Linked DNA regions of Homo sapiens: region 2 is linked to region 1. Evidence: read pairs that join two places in POLR2A ChIA-PET (ENCODE). Cell type or tissue: PC-9. All regions are shown on one strand.

Region 1 (8,000 bases):
TTATTTTTTATTTTTTTTGAGACGGAGTCTCGCTCTGTCGCCCAGGCTGGAGTGCAGTGGTGCGATCTCGGCTCACTGCAAGCTCCGCCTTCCGGGTTCAGGCCATTCTCCTGCCTCAGCCTCCCGAGTAGCTGGGACTACAGGCGCCCGCCACCACGCCCAGCTAATTTTTTGTATTTTTAGTAGGGACGGGGTTTCACCGTGGTCTCGATCTCCTGACCTCGTGATCCGCCCGCCTCGGCCTCCCAAAGTGCTGGGATTACAGGCGTGAGCCACAATGCCTGGCCGTGACACAGGTATTCTAAGGGATGCTGCTGTGCTGATTAGTAACTCTGAACACATTGTTTTTTTCACTATTTTAATAGTATGTTATATATACATATATACACATATATATACGTGTGTGTGTGTGTATATATATATATATATATATATATATATATATATATGTAACAGAGTGATATACAAATATATATATATATATACACACACACACATATATATATGTATATCACTCTGTTACCTAGGCCGGAGTGCAGTGGCACGATCTAGGCTCACTGCAACCTCCGCCTCCTGAGTTCAAGCGATCCTCCTGGGTTCAAGCAGTTCTCCTGCCTCAGCCTCTGGAGTAGCTGGAATTACAGGCGTGCACCACCAAGCCCGGCTAATTTTTGTATTTTTAGTAGAGACGGGGTTTCATCATGTTGGCCAGGCTGGTCTCGAACTCCTGGCCTCAAGTGATTCAGCCACCTGGACCTCTCAAAATGCTGGAATTATAGGAATGAACCAACACGCTCATGGTGTGTTATATTTTTTACTGTTAAGTACTTATGTCTAAATAAACGTGAGAAAATGATTGCTTATCAGTAGCACATAAATGAGCGTCAGGAATGATGTTGCCAAACAAGCACAGATTGTCCCATGGGTGGTTGAGATAGTGACACCTTTGGTTTCTGATCATTCGATTGATAAAAACTTTGTTTCATGCACAAAATTATTAACAGTATTATATAAAATTACCTTCAGGCCATGTGTATAATATGTATATGAAACACACATGATTTTTGAATTTAGACTTGGGTCTTATTCCCGAGATATCTCATTTATGTATATGCAGATATTCCAAAATCTGAAATCCGAAATACTTGTGGTCCCAAGCATTTCGAATAAGAGATGCTCAACCTGTACGTGTGAAATACACATTGGACTTCGAAAACTTAGTGCAAAAAACAGAATGTAAAATACTCATGAACATTTTTTACATGTTGAAATGATATTTTGGACATGAGTTAAGTAAAATATAGCACTAAAATTAATTTTGCCTATTTCTTTTTACTTTTCTTAATGGGCTACTAGAAAATGTTAAATCACACATGTGGCTCACATTGTGGCTTCCATTATGTTTCTATTGGACAGCACTGGTTCTAGACAAGTCCTCACAGTTATCTTATCAGCTGGATGGTATTATCATCCTTCTATTATGGGTGAGGAAATTGAAGCTTAGAGCGCTTAAGTCAATTACCTATGATCATACAGCTGTGGCTTAAGCGCAACTCTGTCTCCAATTCTGAATTCTTACCCATTGCTCTAGGCTGTCTCCCCATAGTCCAGAAATGTAACCCAAGTGATAGAAAAATGGTTAGGATCATTAGCTGTGGCAAAAGGCTGTTTTCATATCTTCATTGTAGAGCACAGGAAAAATGGTCTATGAAGTTCTGTAAAGTAGAATTTAGGGTGCAGTTGGAGGAAATTGCCTATGAGAAAGTTTCTTAAATACTAACTCCTGTTTGTAATGGTTCGGGGCTCACCCACTGAGGATCGAAGGTAGAAGGAACTATTTCAGAGCTTGCTTTCATTTCTACGATTCTATCACAATTGACATTAGATTCACAGGTCAGCCTCTGCTGTAACATTCAGATTGAGATGGAGTAGACTGAGATGAATGAGTGCTTCATTTTCATCCCTTTTCCCTGTAAAGTGGAGGGTTTTAATTTCATCCCATTTCATTCGAATTTGTGAAAACCTCAATAGGACATTCTTCACAGCAATCCTGCCCTCTTCTAAGTTTCAGTGGAGAGGAGAGACAAAACTGTCAAGGAGAGAAACCATTCTCTGAAATATTAAGCCATTCTCTAAAATATTAAACCATTCTCTAAAATATATATTTTAACTTGGTAAAATCTTCTTTTTCCTAAGGGCATCAGTGTTCTTCGCTCACAAGTAACTCTCGTGTGTATATCATTAATGCTAACGATTACTAGTTGTTAAATGCTATGACAATTTTATTTGCATTTTACATATATTATACTTGTATATAACATGTATCACGGGTATAATTTACTTTTTAAACTTCAAATACCGAAGAGGATGCCCAGTTTAGAACAGTAGCTCCTTGGGCTATTTTTCCAAGTTGGGAAGGCAGGGGGAGGATTGGAATAATTGCAAATTAAGCTTTGCCACAGGGCCTCGTTCCCAAATGTTTAAACCCTCTCATATTATTAGGGGCTAAAAATGTTGCTAAGAGCTTTTAAACAGAAAAATAGACTTACTTGCTTTGTTTTTGTTTTTGTTTTTTCTTGAGACAGGGTCTCACTCTGTCACTGAGGCTGGAGTGCAGTGGCAAGATCTAAGCTCACTGCAACCTCTGCTCCTTGGGCTCAAGCAACCCTCCCAACTCAGCTTCCTGAGTAGCTGGGACTACAGGCACACACCACCATGCCTAGCTAATTTTTGTATCTTTTTTGGTAGAGATGTGGTCTCACTATGTTAGCCAGGCTGGTCTCAAAACCTTGATCTCAAGCAATCTGCCTGCCTTGGCCTCCCAAAGTACTAGGATTACAGGTGTGTGCTGCCACACCCGGCCACTTATTTGTTTTTTATTTCTTCCCCCAGACTACAACTTTATAGCTTACCAAGAAACATGGCAACTGGACTCCTATAAGATTAATGCAAGCCAAAAATCAAGCCCTAAGAAGCTAAAACGTTTCTAGACATATATGTGCCATTTTTTTTGTTGTTTGTTTCTATTTTATTTTTTATTCAGGATCAGATTTTTAGTGCCCCTTCATTAGGTTCACTTTGGCTTAAATAGCTACATGGAAAATACATTCCAGCATTTGTTTTTTGTTTAGTCACTCTTCCATAAAATTCCTTAGCGGTTTCAAATGTCATTCAGATGAGATGACAATGAATCATAGAAGGAAGACAGAGAGAGAATGGTATTGGGAAAGGGATAGGGAGCTGGGAATCAGATGACCTGAATTCTAGTTCTGTTGCAAGAACAAATTGGCAACAAGGCCCTGGAGAATTCAAGTCCACAAACCTTTCTTGGAAACCTACTATGTTCAAGGCATTGAAATAAGTGCTGTAGGAGCAACAACGATGAACAAGACACGGATCCTCAAGGAGCTTATCACCTGGCAGGAAGGAAAGTATATTCACAAAATGATAGTATAATGTGGTACAGAATGTGTGAGTAGTGGAATAGAACTTATGGGGCACAGAAGAAAAAAAACATCATTCCAGCCAGGGAGAGTGGGGATGGCTTCATGAAGAAAGTGATATTTGGGATCCCGGAAGTGTGGGTAGGATTTCTGGGTGGGGCTTTGAGGGAAGGGTGTTTTCGTTGTTGTTGTTTTCTTTTGCTTTTTTGAGACAGAGTTTCACTCTTGTTGCCCAGGCTGGAGTGTAATGGCGCGATCTCTGCTCACTGCAACCTCTGCCTCCCAGGTTCAAGCGATTTTCCTGCCTCAGCCTCCTGAGTAGCTGGGATTACAGGCACGCGATACCATGCCTGGCTAATTTTTTGTATTTTTAATAGAAACAGAATTTCACCATGTTGGCCAGGCTGGTCTCGAACTCCTGACCTTGTGATCTGCCCGCCTCGGCCTTCCAAAGTGCTAGGATTACAGGCGTGAGCCACCACGCCCGGCCCAAGGGAAGAGTGTTTTACACAGAAGGTGTAGGGAAGTGGAGACGATGTAAGCAAAAATGTACAGTAATAAAGTACAGAGCTGGTTCAAGGAACTTGTTAGGAAGGCACAGTTAATTCTGAATAAAACAATGGGAGATAAGTTTTGAGCACTAGATTAAGATCAAATTGTGGTAGGGCTTGAATTCCAGTCTGAAGAATTTAGACCTTTTGAGTGGTGAAGAGCAGGGAGACAAATAAGATAACACGAGTGATCAGCTTTGCTAGGAAGATTGTTCTAGCGGCACCGGGTGGTACGAGGGTGAGCAGAAAGGTAGAAGGCCGGGAGATGAGTTAGAAAACGGTTATGGGGCTAGGCACGGTAGCTCATGCCTGTAATCCCAGCACTTTGGGAGGCCAAGGCAGTCAGATCGCTTGAGCCCAGGAATTCGAGACTAGCCGGGGCAACATGGCGAAACCCCATCTCTACAAAAAATACAAATGTTAGCTGAGAGTGGCAGTGTGCACCTGTGGTTCCGGCTGTGCAGGAGGCTGAGATGGGAGGACTGCTTGAACCTGGGAGGTCGAGGCTGCAATGAGCTGTGATCATGCCCATGCACTCCAGCCTGGGAGACTCTGTTTCAAAAAAAAAAGAAAATGATTATGGTAGGCTTTTGGCGGTAGGAATGGACAGAGAAGGCAAATGCAAGAGACATTCCAGAGGGAGTATTGACAGAGCTTGGCGACAATTGGTTTTGGGATGTAAAAGATTACTATGGTTTTGAGCATTGGTGAGTCAGAGGATGGAGATGCTGAGACTGTAGGAGGTTTGCCGGGAAAGATGCTGAGTTTGATTTCGAGCACATTTAGCCCATTCCGAACACACTGGCTAACGTAATCATATAAAACACAGGCCAATTCCCAAATCCCCTCTGCTCAAAACCCTTCAATGCCTTCTCATCTTACTCAGAGTAAAAGAAACATCCTTACAATGGCTGATAAAGCCTTCAATGGCCTGGCTGCCCACATTGCCTCTGAGCTCATCTCCTTCCTTACCCGCTTCTCGCTGGGCACTGCCACCCTGGCCTTCTTGCTGTTCCCCAAACATTGCCCGACATGGGTCTGTCTTAGGGCCTTTCTTAGTGTTTTCTCTGCCTGAAACCCTCTTTCCTCGGGCAGTTCTTACACCTTAATCCCTCACTTCTTTTGGCTCTTATTCAAATATGTTTTGTTTTGTTTTTGAGACAGAGTTTCGCTCTTGTTGCCCAGGCTGGAGTGCAGTGGCACGATCTCGGCTCACTGCAACCTCCGTCTCCTGGGTTCAAGTGACTCTCCTGCCTCAGCCTCCCCAATAGCTGGGATTACAGGTGCCCACCACCATGCTGGGCTACTTTTTGTATTTTTAGTAGAGACAGGATGGGATTTTACCATGTTGGCCAGGCTGATCTCAAACTCTTGACCTCAGGTGATCTGCCTGCCATGGCCTCCCAAAATGCTGGGATTACAGGTGTGAGCCACTGCGTCCGGCCTAAGTATCATCTTTTTAGAAAGGCCTTTCCTGATCATCCTGTACAGAACAGCAACACTTCCCCCGCCACATCCCCTCTCTCCAGTTTCCTCTTCCCCATTGTACTGATCAGCATCTGACATACTATTTGTTTACTTGCTTATATCACAACCTGGAAACTGAAGCTGTAAAAAAAAAAAATTAATGAAATGATCCACTGTTTTCAAGGGTATGATGAGGTTTGCTACCTCATGAGTACACCATTACACCATTCTTGGGACTGGGCATTGTTATAATCCCTTTGAAAAGCAATTTGGCAGTAAGTATAAAGAGTCATAAAATGTCCATCTCCTGCAACGTTTTATGTTTTGAAAATTCTGAAAGTCAATTCTAAGAAGATAATCTAAAATGTGGAAAAGAAGGCCAGGTATGGTGGCTTATGCCTGTAATCCCAGCACTTTGGGAGGCTGAGGCAGGAGGATTGCCTGAGCCTAGGAGTTCAAGACCAGCCTAGGGCAACATGGTGAGACTCTGTCTCTATAAAATATAAAAAATTAACCAGGTATGATGGCACATATCTGTGGTCGCAGCTACTCAGGAGGCTGAGGTGAGAGGATCACCTGAGCCTGGGAGGTTGAGGCTGCAGTGAGCTGTTATGGGACCACTGCACTCCAGCCTGGGCAACAGAGCAAGACTCTGTCTCAAAAAAAAAAAAAAATAATGTGGAAAAGAAAACACACAGAAAAATGTATACTAATGTGATATTTATGATATCAAGAAATTGGAAAGATTCTAAACATCTAACAATATACAGAGATAGTTAAATTAAGTAAATTACTGTTCATTTACTTAATGATATATTATTCACTTGTTAAAAGGATAGTTATGAAAGGCTGGTTAGCAACAAGGAAAATGCTATGAGACAATGTTATACTTAAAATAACAGGATCCACAACTGTATACAGTGTGATTTCACGTATCTTTAAATATACACCTGAAAAAGGACTAGGAGGAAATTAACCCAAATGCTGATATTAAATGAATTAGGCTAATGGAATTATTGGTGACTTATTTTTCCTAAATCTTTTCAGTTTTCTGTATTTAGGTTATATCCTTTCTGTAATGTGCTATTTAATTTTTTATAATAATCATTTTTTAAAATACTCAAAAGAAACTGCTGTTACAACTAACTCACCACCATCTAGATGGCATTGTTGGGTATCAGTGGTAAGTGTGAGTCTCCAGGCTGTGGCTTCTACTTTTAGTTCTGAGGATCCTGACATCAATGGCTGGCCCTACAGCTCATTAGCCTCCCATGCCTCATTCCTCCGCTTTCTCACTCCTGACTCCTTCCTCTTTGCCACTCTTCCTGTATAATTTTAGGCTGTGTCTGCCTGATTATGAAGGACACAATTATGAAACAATAAAGGCTTTAAAAAAAAGCCACACAACTTGCCCCCATGCACCTTGACAATCTTTATGCATGGATTGAGGCTAAGCCACCATATTAATGTCCCCCTCTATTTTTCTCATCCTAGCTACCCCTGTCCCCACTGGTAGACATTAAGGATTCCCACTTTGCTGTTCTCTGTAGCGCTTACCACCACCTGACATATTATGTATTTACTTATTTATTATAATATCATGGCTGAGAAACTGAAGTGACTTAAAAAGGAAAAGAATTAATTCAATGTCTACCTACTAAGTGCCAGTTAAGCCTTTATGTATATTTTCTTTATGTATATTTTCTTTATGTATATTACCTCATTTTACCCTTGCAAGCCAGCAAAATAAGTATTACGTTTTAGTGATAAGAAAACTGAGGCTTAGAAAGGTTAAATAATTTGTCCAAGTTCACTTATGTAGGAAGTTACCAAATTGAAATTTAAATCGTTGTTTTCTTTTTTTTTTTTTTTTGAGATAGCATCTAGCTCTTCCACCTAGGCTGGAGGGCAGTGGTGCAATCTTGGCTCACCGCAACCTCCACCTCCTGGGTTCAAGCAATTCGTGTGCCTTAACCTCCCCAGTAGCTGGGATTACAGGCACCCACCACCACGCCTGGCTAATATTTGTATTTTTAGTAAGACGGGTTTCACCCTATTGGCCAGGCTGGTCTCCAACTCATGACCTCAGTGATCTGCCCTCCTTGGCCTCCCAAAGTGCTGGGATTACAGGTGTGAGCCACCTCGCCCGGCCAGCCACCGTGTCTGGCTGAAACCCTCATTTTCTCATCTAAAGTCCTATGTCCTTAGCCAATACACTAACAAACACACATCAATTATTAAGATAGCCTAAGTTAACTTATTATATAGGCATTGCCTAAGTGAACAATTGAATAACAGAATAATTCAATCTGAAACTCGTAATCAATTGATGCCCCAAATATCGTTGTATCTGAGTTAACCAGCTCATTGCTTCAGATTTTTTCTGCAATGTCTACAGTGTCTCGATAACTATTTGAGACCACAAAATTAACAGTTTGACTGTTAATTTTAACTACTTTGATTATCTGCAGTATTCTAAGTATTTATTTAGTAACTAAAACTAATTTTATCTGCTTTGATTAATGGCCTCTTTTGAAGG
Region 2 (8,000 bases), 190 kb after region 1:
AACCTTTGCAACAATTATAAGGTATGAAACATTTTACAACTTAAAAATGTTGAGGATGTGCATAGATTTTCAAAATTAATTTAGAGGGTACTTGAGCAGAAAAGCTTGTGCACCATTAACTGACAGCAGTTTGCACTTTCGAATTACTTGTGAATCTTTTAAAAATGCTGATGCTCCTAGGTTATAAAATAATCTATTATTTTGGGCCTAGGCCCAAAGTACTAGACTATGATGAAGATCCCACAAAAGTGATTGTTTTTCTATAATTACATATACACATATATTTATTCTGTAGTTACATGCATAGATAGAAAAAAGACTTGGAATCTAAAACAAAAGCAAAAAGATAAGGAAAATATTAATGAAAAATTGAAATGGAGGCTAGCCTTGATCCAGAAGGTCCACCTTCTCACCTTCAGGACACATGGCTTAATGAGCAGATGATGCTCTTTGACTGGGATACAGGACTTGATGGGTGGGACACAGGCTGAATTTCAGCTTTCACTCTTCAGTGGGATCTTCTAGTGCATGGTGCAACCTGCATAATTATATATAGCAGCCCTGCACCTTCTACATAATAATAGGCCTAGAAAGAGATTAGAAACAAAATAGAAACGAAAGGAAAAAATAGAGGAAAATTTATCTGAGCTAAAGAAAGGCTCAGTTGAAGTCATTAGTTTGAACAGCCTTGCTGATTGTCAAGAGAGTAAGTGCAAAAGTATCCATAATTAGTCTGCATTCAGATGCAGGAACCTGGTGCTAGAGAAGCTGCTCAGGCACAGGAACTGGGCATTGAAGCTGTATATGCTGCTGGAGCCTGATGCTGGAGAAACCTGTATGGCAGGAATGAAGAGCTAGAGAAGCTGTGTATGCTGCAAGAGCATGCACGGCAAGCATACCTGAACCAAGAAGCCAAACAAAAACAAAAAAAACCCAAAGACAAAAAACCCTTACTTGCTGCGATGACTCCTGCCCCCTCTTACTGACACAGCTTAACATTGCACCAGCTGGTAAAGGAAAAATAAAGGGCCCAAATCCATTTTCAAAGAGGAGACAAAAAGAGTGAATTTAGAGGTGAGAGTCAATAAATCCATAATTGGCTCGTTTACTTTTACCTTTTGATGTGATTTTAAAATCTGTTTTCTCAGCATTTCATTTATACTTAAACTGGTTAAATCTAGTATCTGAAGTTTTCTTTTGGTTAATCTGATGCCTATTATTGTTTCAAGTGGATTAATATTACTAGTAAGCTTTTGTGTTTCTATTTTCCATTCATACAGTGCAATAACATTTTTTAAATTGCAAAAATGGATACCGAATTATAAAGACAGTAGTGCTTTTGAAACAAATGTTGGCTGGCATGTGAGGTAATCATAGTATAGTAACAAACTAATGGTTTGTGACCTGATGAACATTCTGTATTTAACAAAGGAAAGGCTGAGAGCTCTAAGATACATAAGTGTGAGTTGTCTGACAGTTGAGTGAGGAGAGTTATTACCTGTAATAAACTTGATTTCAGTTATATCACTAAACTGCTCATGTTCCATATATTATTTTAAACAGAAAAGCACTCCAAAGTTGTATTCTGTGCTACAGCTATCTATATTGTGATTTGCCATATGACATATCTCTTATTAATATATGAAGAGAGCATTAAAACAGCCTTGCCTATTTATCAGATATGTTCTAGGTGTTAATTTATTTGTGAATTTTATGCGAACAGATATATATATGGAAATGAGTTTTTGAAAGTCCAGCATACAACTACAGCCATTAATCAAGGACACATGTAGAAAATAATTCATATATATGCAGAGATGTTGGGAGAAGTTTTATTCCAAAGCTAACACAAAACAAGGTACACAAGTTTTTATAGAGGATATTATCCATTGCGGTAATATTTGATGTATAATACTTCTGAATTTTTTAATAGTTTTAAGAGTTAACTATAGTCGTTGGGTTTTTTTTTTTTAAAGACAGGGTCCCACAAATGTAATTTAAAAATATTTGTAGATCCTCTGGAGTATCTCTGAGGAAGAGAGTTTGAAAAATGCTTTACCATGGGACTTAGGGCATTGGTCAAAGATACCTATTATGGGTATGAGAGGAGAGTTCTTATTAAGTAAGCAGATTTGGATTAGTTAATATTGGTTTGACCTGTCATCCTTAGTACAGTTTAAATTATTGTATTATACTGTGGCAAAAGCTGGATCTGATGCAAAGGAAAACATGAAAGAATTGAGACAGTATGGTATAGAGAGAACACTGACCTAGGACTGGGACTTGAGTTCTAATCCCAGTTCTACCACCGATTAATTGGTAGTTTTAGATCGGTCATTTAATTTCTCTAGCCTTTTATTTTTTTCTCATACAAAATGAGGGATTTAGATTCTGAAGGTATTTTTTTGATGCAAAATAGCAAACAGTTGATATTACAGAGTAATTTTTTAAAGACATGCACCCTCCCCCACATCCACATGTTATAGTTCATATTAAGCTACATTGTTGCCCAACAAAGATATTTTAAGAACTTGATATAATTAGATGATAATGATTATTTTAGTAAAATTAATTACATATAAATGAAGCCTTTGAGAGTGCTTAGAAGCAGTTTGATCTCTTAAATCTATCTTTTTTTTTTTTGAGACAGAGTCTTGCTCTGTTGCCCAGGCTGGAGTACAGTGGCACGATCTCGGCTCACTGCAACCTCTACCTCCCAGGTTCAAGCAGTCCTCTTGCCTCAGCCTCCTGAGTAGCTGGGACTACAGGTGCGTGCCACCACGCCCAGCTAATTTTTTGTATTTTTAGTAGAGACGGGGTTTCACCATGTTGACCAGGATGGTCTCTATCTGTTGACCTTGTGATCCACCTGCCTCAGCCTCCCAAAGTGCTGGGATTTAGGCATGAGCCGCCGCACCCGGCCTTAAATCTTTCTAATCCCTCTGTGAATATATTGTTATATTGTCTGAGGTTTGAAGAATGTGTGTACTAAGCAGTAAATCATTGCCAGATCATGTCCAAATTTAATGATCTTTGCATTAGGTAGAAAAGGGATAGTTCTTTGTTTTGAAATATATTCTGAAGGGTCATTTAATTTCTGAAAAGATTGATAATTCAAGCCTTCTGAGATATTCAGCAATTGAGGACTATTTTTATATGAGTGTCTCAGCAGATAGATTTTTTTGTTTTGGGGAGACACCAAATCATGTTAGCGAGCTTTTTAGTTTCATTTTTGTCTAGTGAGAATTTCCTATTTTATCAAACTTCTGTATAGGAATGTTTGTTTTATTTTGTTGCCATTCTTTTTTCCTAGTGGTCGCTCCATTCATTCTTGTGGAGTATGTTGTAGGTATGTGTTCCCAAAGTGTTTTGAATCCTTAGAGATAATTACTACATGCTTATTTTCAGTTGCTTGGTAGTGATAAGTTGACTTGAGTTTTGCTTTGAGTGATGGTAACTAACGATACTACAATGGTCTGCTATTTGCTAGGCCATTGACATTCTGTAATTTTCAACCTGTATTTGTACCCACCTCTCTTTCTTCTGGTATATTTTAAAGTAAATATAAGTTATGTTATTTTATTTCTAAATACTTCAGTATACATGAAGAAGAGGACATTTTATTAGTTATTTTTTATTTCATTTTATTTAAAATCTTTTTTTTTTTTTTGGTAGAGTTGGGGTCTCGCTATGTTGCCCAAGCTAGTCTCAAACTCCTGGGCTCAAGCACTCCTTCACCTCAGCCTCCCAGAGTTCTGGAATTACAGGCATGAGCCGCTGCACCTGGCCTTCGTTATCTATTAATCCATAACAAATTGCTACAAACTTAGCAGCTTAAAACAATACACAATTTATTTTCTCAATGAGGGTCCAGTGTTTAGACATAGATTTGAGAGGTCTTCTGCTCCAGGTCTCTAAGGCTACAGTCAAGATGTTGGCTGGGGCTGTGGTTTCACCTAAAGGCTTGAGTGGGGAAAGATCTGCCTCTAAGCTTATTTGATTGTTGGCAGGATTCAGTTTCTTGCAAGTTGTTGCCCAGAGGTTGTCCTCAGTTTATTGCCACGTGGGCATCTCTAATGTGGTGTTTTGCTTCATCAATGCCAACAAGGGAAAGTCTGCTAGTGAAGTGGAAGTCACAGTTTTATGTAGCCTAGGCCCTGAAATGATGTCCCATCACCTTTGCCATATTCTCTTCATTAAAAACAAGTCACTAGGCCAACCTACACTCAATGAGATGAAATTACAATGAGATGGAATTACTCAATGGTGTGAATTCTCAGTGGTGGGGATCATTTGAGGCCATCTTTGAACTGCCCTGCCAGAGACATTTTCTTTTATGGCCACAATGTCATTATTTTACTTAACAGATTTAGCAGTAATTCTTTAATTACAATTAATACCTAGTCCATATTTAATTTTCAGTTTTCTAAAAAATGTCTTTTTATAGTGTGTTCGAATCAGGATCCAAACGCTTATTGCATTTGTTGTTATGTCCCTTTTACAATTCTTTTTATCAAGAGTTCTTCCATTAGCCAGGTGTGGTGGTGTGCACCTGTAGTCCCAACTACTTTGGAGGCTGAGGCAAGAGGATTGCTTGAGTCCAGGAGGTCGAGGCTGCAGTGAGCTATGATTGTGCCACCGCACTCCAGCCTGGGCAACAGAGCAAGACCCTGTCTCTTTTAAAAAAACAAAAAGAAGAAGAAGAGTCTTCCCATCCTCTTGCTGTTTTCTTTTTATCCATTGATTTGTTGAAGAAATCAGGTCATTTGTCCTGAAGAAGCTCCCCTATTCTAGATATGTTCAGTTGTTTCTATGGTGGCATTTGACTAATTCCTCTATTTGTCATGCTTTATATATACTGGGAGTTAAACAGAAAGCCTTATTTAGATTTTGGATCAGATTTTTTTTGAGACAGGGTCTTGCTCTGTTGCCCAGGCTGGAGTGCAGTGGCACAATCATGGCTCACTGTAGCCTTGAACCTCCTGGGCTCAAGTGGTCCTCCCACCTCAGCCTCCCAAGTAACTGGAACTACAGGTGTGTGCCACCATGCCTGGCTCATTTTTAAATTTTTTTTTTAGAGTCAAGGTCTCATTGTGTTGCCTAGGCTGGTCTTAAACTCCTGGCCTCAAGCAATCCTCCCACATTGGCCTCCATCAGTTTTTTAGAAAGACCACTCCCTAGGTGGTGCCATATACTTTGTATTTTATCACTTCAGGAGGCACAAAATGTGGTGGTGACAACTTTTTTGTAAAGCCATCCACTTTTCATTAATAGTGTTAATATCCAAAGATAACTCATTGTTAGAATAAACTATTTCAGTAGAAGTATCAAAATTGGATTTCTCTCATCTTACCATTCCTTTCACATTTACTAGCTGTAATTTTCCTGGATAAAATTTTCCCTTGTCTATTTGAGCTTTTTGGTTACTCTGAAATACAGTTCTACTGGAAAAGCAAGACAAATGCTTAATTCTTTCCTTTTAATCACTAGTTTTCAGCATAGTGAGTTGTTATATACCTCCAGGTGTCTAATTAATTTTTTCTTTTTTAAAAACGAAAAGCATTTATGAACATTAGTCTCTTTATTCATTGTGTTTTAAATGACTTCAGTAGTCATTATTTGTGATGCCAGATGGTTCCATCTTAGGCCAGTGGGAGTCCCTTCAGGCTCTCTCCTGTGTTCCTTTGACATGACCCCATTCTTTATTTTCTTGCTTTTTGGCATAGGAAAATGACTTTATATAACATGCTTTAGTCGAAGAATGATGTTCAGAGTGCATAATTGGAAAATGGAGATACTTAATGTTACCAGATTGTCATTTCTTTTAGATCCTTCTAGGTGATAGAGCTAGGAAATAAATTTTTTTAAGAGAAAAAATATCTTGAATTTATACTGCTATTTCCAGTTCAAATTTGATTTGTGAGGTTGTAACTTCTTTCATTTTACACTTTTTTTTTTAAGTTGAAAATGTTTCCCAGTATTAACATTAATATAATTGCTTTGGGCCCTATCTATGTGTGTGTGGTGCACATAAATATGTTTAAAACATAAATTTAAAGTAATATCAGTGTTATTACTGGGTGAAGTTTAACATTTCTTTGTAGATTCTTTTTGCCGTTAGACTGTTTTCTACTGAAGATAGTAAAAATGCTGTGTCCTAAGGTCAGTTGGAATAATTCTTTTTATTATTTTCTGTGGGTTATGTCACCAACTTGATACACAGGTTCATTTGTTTTAGTTTATTTTCAGCTTTTAGTGATTCCTGTTTTTGTTTCTGCATGTAAAACATTTGCATGGTTTCAGATTTTAAACTATGCAGCTTCCACCTCTGTCCCTTCAACACTTTTTATTCCCTTTACAATGGGCTAGTTCTTCCGCTGCAAATACAAACATCTACATGTGTATCCATTCATTTAGATGTGCCACAATTTGTTGAACCATTCAGCAGTTGATGAACATCTAGATTGTTTCCATTTTGGGGTTATTAGAAATGAAGCTACTATAAACATTGGAGTACAGGTTTTTGTTTGAACATAGGTTTTTGTTTCCCTAGGAAAAATGCCGAAGAGTCCAATTGCTGGATTGTAGTGGTTAGTTTTGTAAGAAACCTTCATACCCTTTTCTAAAATGGGTTACCATTTTACATTCCCATCAACAATGTATGAGGGATCCAGTTTCTCTGAATCCTTGTGAGCATTTGGTGTCATCACTGTTTTATCTTTTAGCTATTATGATAGGCATATAGTGATATCTGATTTTTTTTTATTCCTCTAATGGCTAGTAATGTTGCACATCTCGTGTTTATTTGCTATCTGTATAACTGCTTACTGGAATGTATTCATGTCTTACCTATTTTCTGATTGGATTGTTTGCCTTTTACCTGATGGATGTCAAGAGTACTTTGTATGTTTTAGGTGTATGTTTTAGGTGTGTGTTTAGGTGTATGTTTTAGGTCTTTTGTTGCGTATGTAGTTCGGAAATACGTTCTCCCAGTCTTTAGCTTACCTTTTCAACCACTTAAAAGTCTTTCTCAAAATAAAAGTTTTTAATTTTGCTGAAGTCCAGTTTTTCAATTTTTCCTTTTATACATTTTGCTTTTTGTATAAGATCTCCTTGCCTAGTCCTAGACCGTGAAGATTTTGTCTTATGTTTATATTTTTTTAAAGTTTCATAGTTTTATATTTTACATTTTCATTCATGATTCATTAATTTTTTTAATGAAGTATGAGTTTTAGGTCAATTTTTTTTTTTTGGCTTATAGTTGTCCAGTTGCTCTAGCACTGTTTGTTGAAAAGGCTATTCTTCCTTTGTTGAATTGCTTTTGTACCTTTGTAAAAAAAAAAAAAAAAAAAAACCAGTTGGGCATATATGTGTGGGTCTTTTGGGGGCCTTTTATTCTGTCCTAATGATATGTGTCTGTCCATCTGCTAGTATTATACTTTATTGATTATGCAGTTTTATAATGGAGCAAGCTTTAATATTGTATAGAGTGATCGCTCTCATTTTATTCTCATTTAAATAATTATTTTGGCTATTCTAGGTCTTGTGTTTTATGTGTAAATTTCAGAGTAAACTTGTCTATGTCTAAAAGAAATCTTGCTGGGATTTTGATAGGAATTACATTAAATTTGTAGGTCATTTTGGGAGAATTGCCATCATTGCTATGTCGAGTCTTCCAGTCCACGAGCACAATATGTCTTCCATTTATTTAGGTCTTCTTCAATTTCTTTTATCAGCATTTTGTAGTTTTCAGGATACAGAGCATCCTGTACATGTTTTGTTAAAAATATTCTTCCTTCATTTCCTTTAAAGCAACTGTAAATTGTTTTGTGCTTTTAATCTTGGGTTTCACATGTTTAGTGTTAGTATATAGAAATGCATTTGATTGTTGATCTTATATCCTGCAACGTTGCTGAACTCATTAGTCCTAGGATTTTTTTTTGTGGGGGGGGGCGTAAATCTTGTGGGATTTTTCACGTAGGCAAATTATGTCATCTGAA

What was found. Peaks named below come from ENCODE experiments on the same cell type or tissue, not always from the same donor. Only the 100,000 strongest peaks of a DNase experiment are listed, where the experiment ranks them.
Region 2: POLR2A ChIA-PET joins it to region 1 with 7 read pairs; 2 of 35 experiments call an interaction of 5 or more read pairs at or near these places.

The regions. Positions count from the first base shown.
Region 1 is chr7:131,161,552-131,169,551 of GRCh38, forward strand. It overlaps a transcript of MKLN1 not described here. Among named protein-coding and RNA genes, the nearest start is that of LINC-PINT, 56 kb to the left of the region's middle. RefSeq lists an enhancer at 2,298-3,497. In PC-9, no CTCF peak of the experiment used is centred here; DNase peaks (open chromatin) are centred at 3,210 and 4,679; H3K4me3 peaks cover 1,753 bases; H3K27ac peaks cover 4,500 bases.
Region 2 is chr7:131,346,571-131,354,570 of GRCh38, forward strand. All of the region lies in intron 1 of MKLN1 (muskelin 1), which reads left to right. Among named protein-coding and RNA genes, the nearest start is that of MKLN1, 23 kb to the left of the region's middle. In PC-9, no CTCF peak of the experiment used is centred here; a DNase peak (open chromatin) is centred at 851; H3K27ac peaks cover 1,356 bases.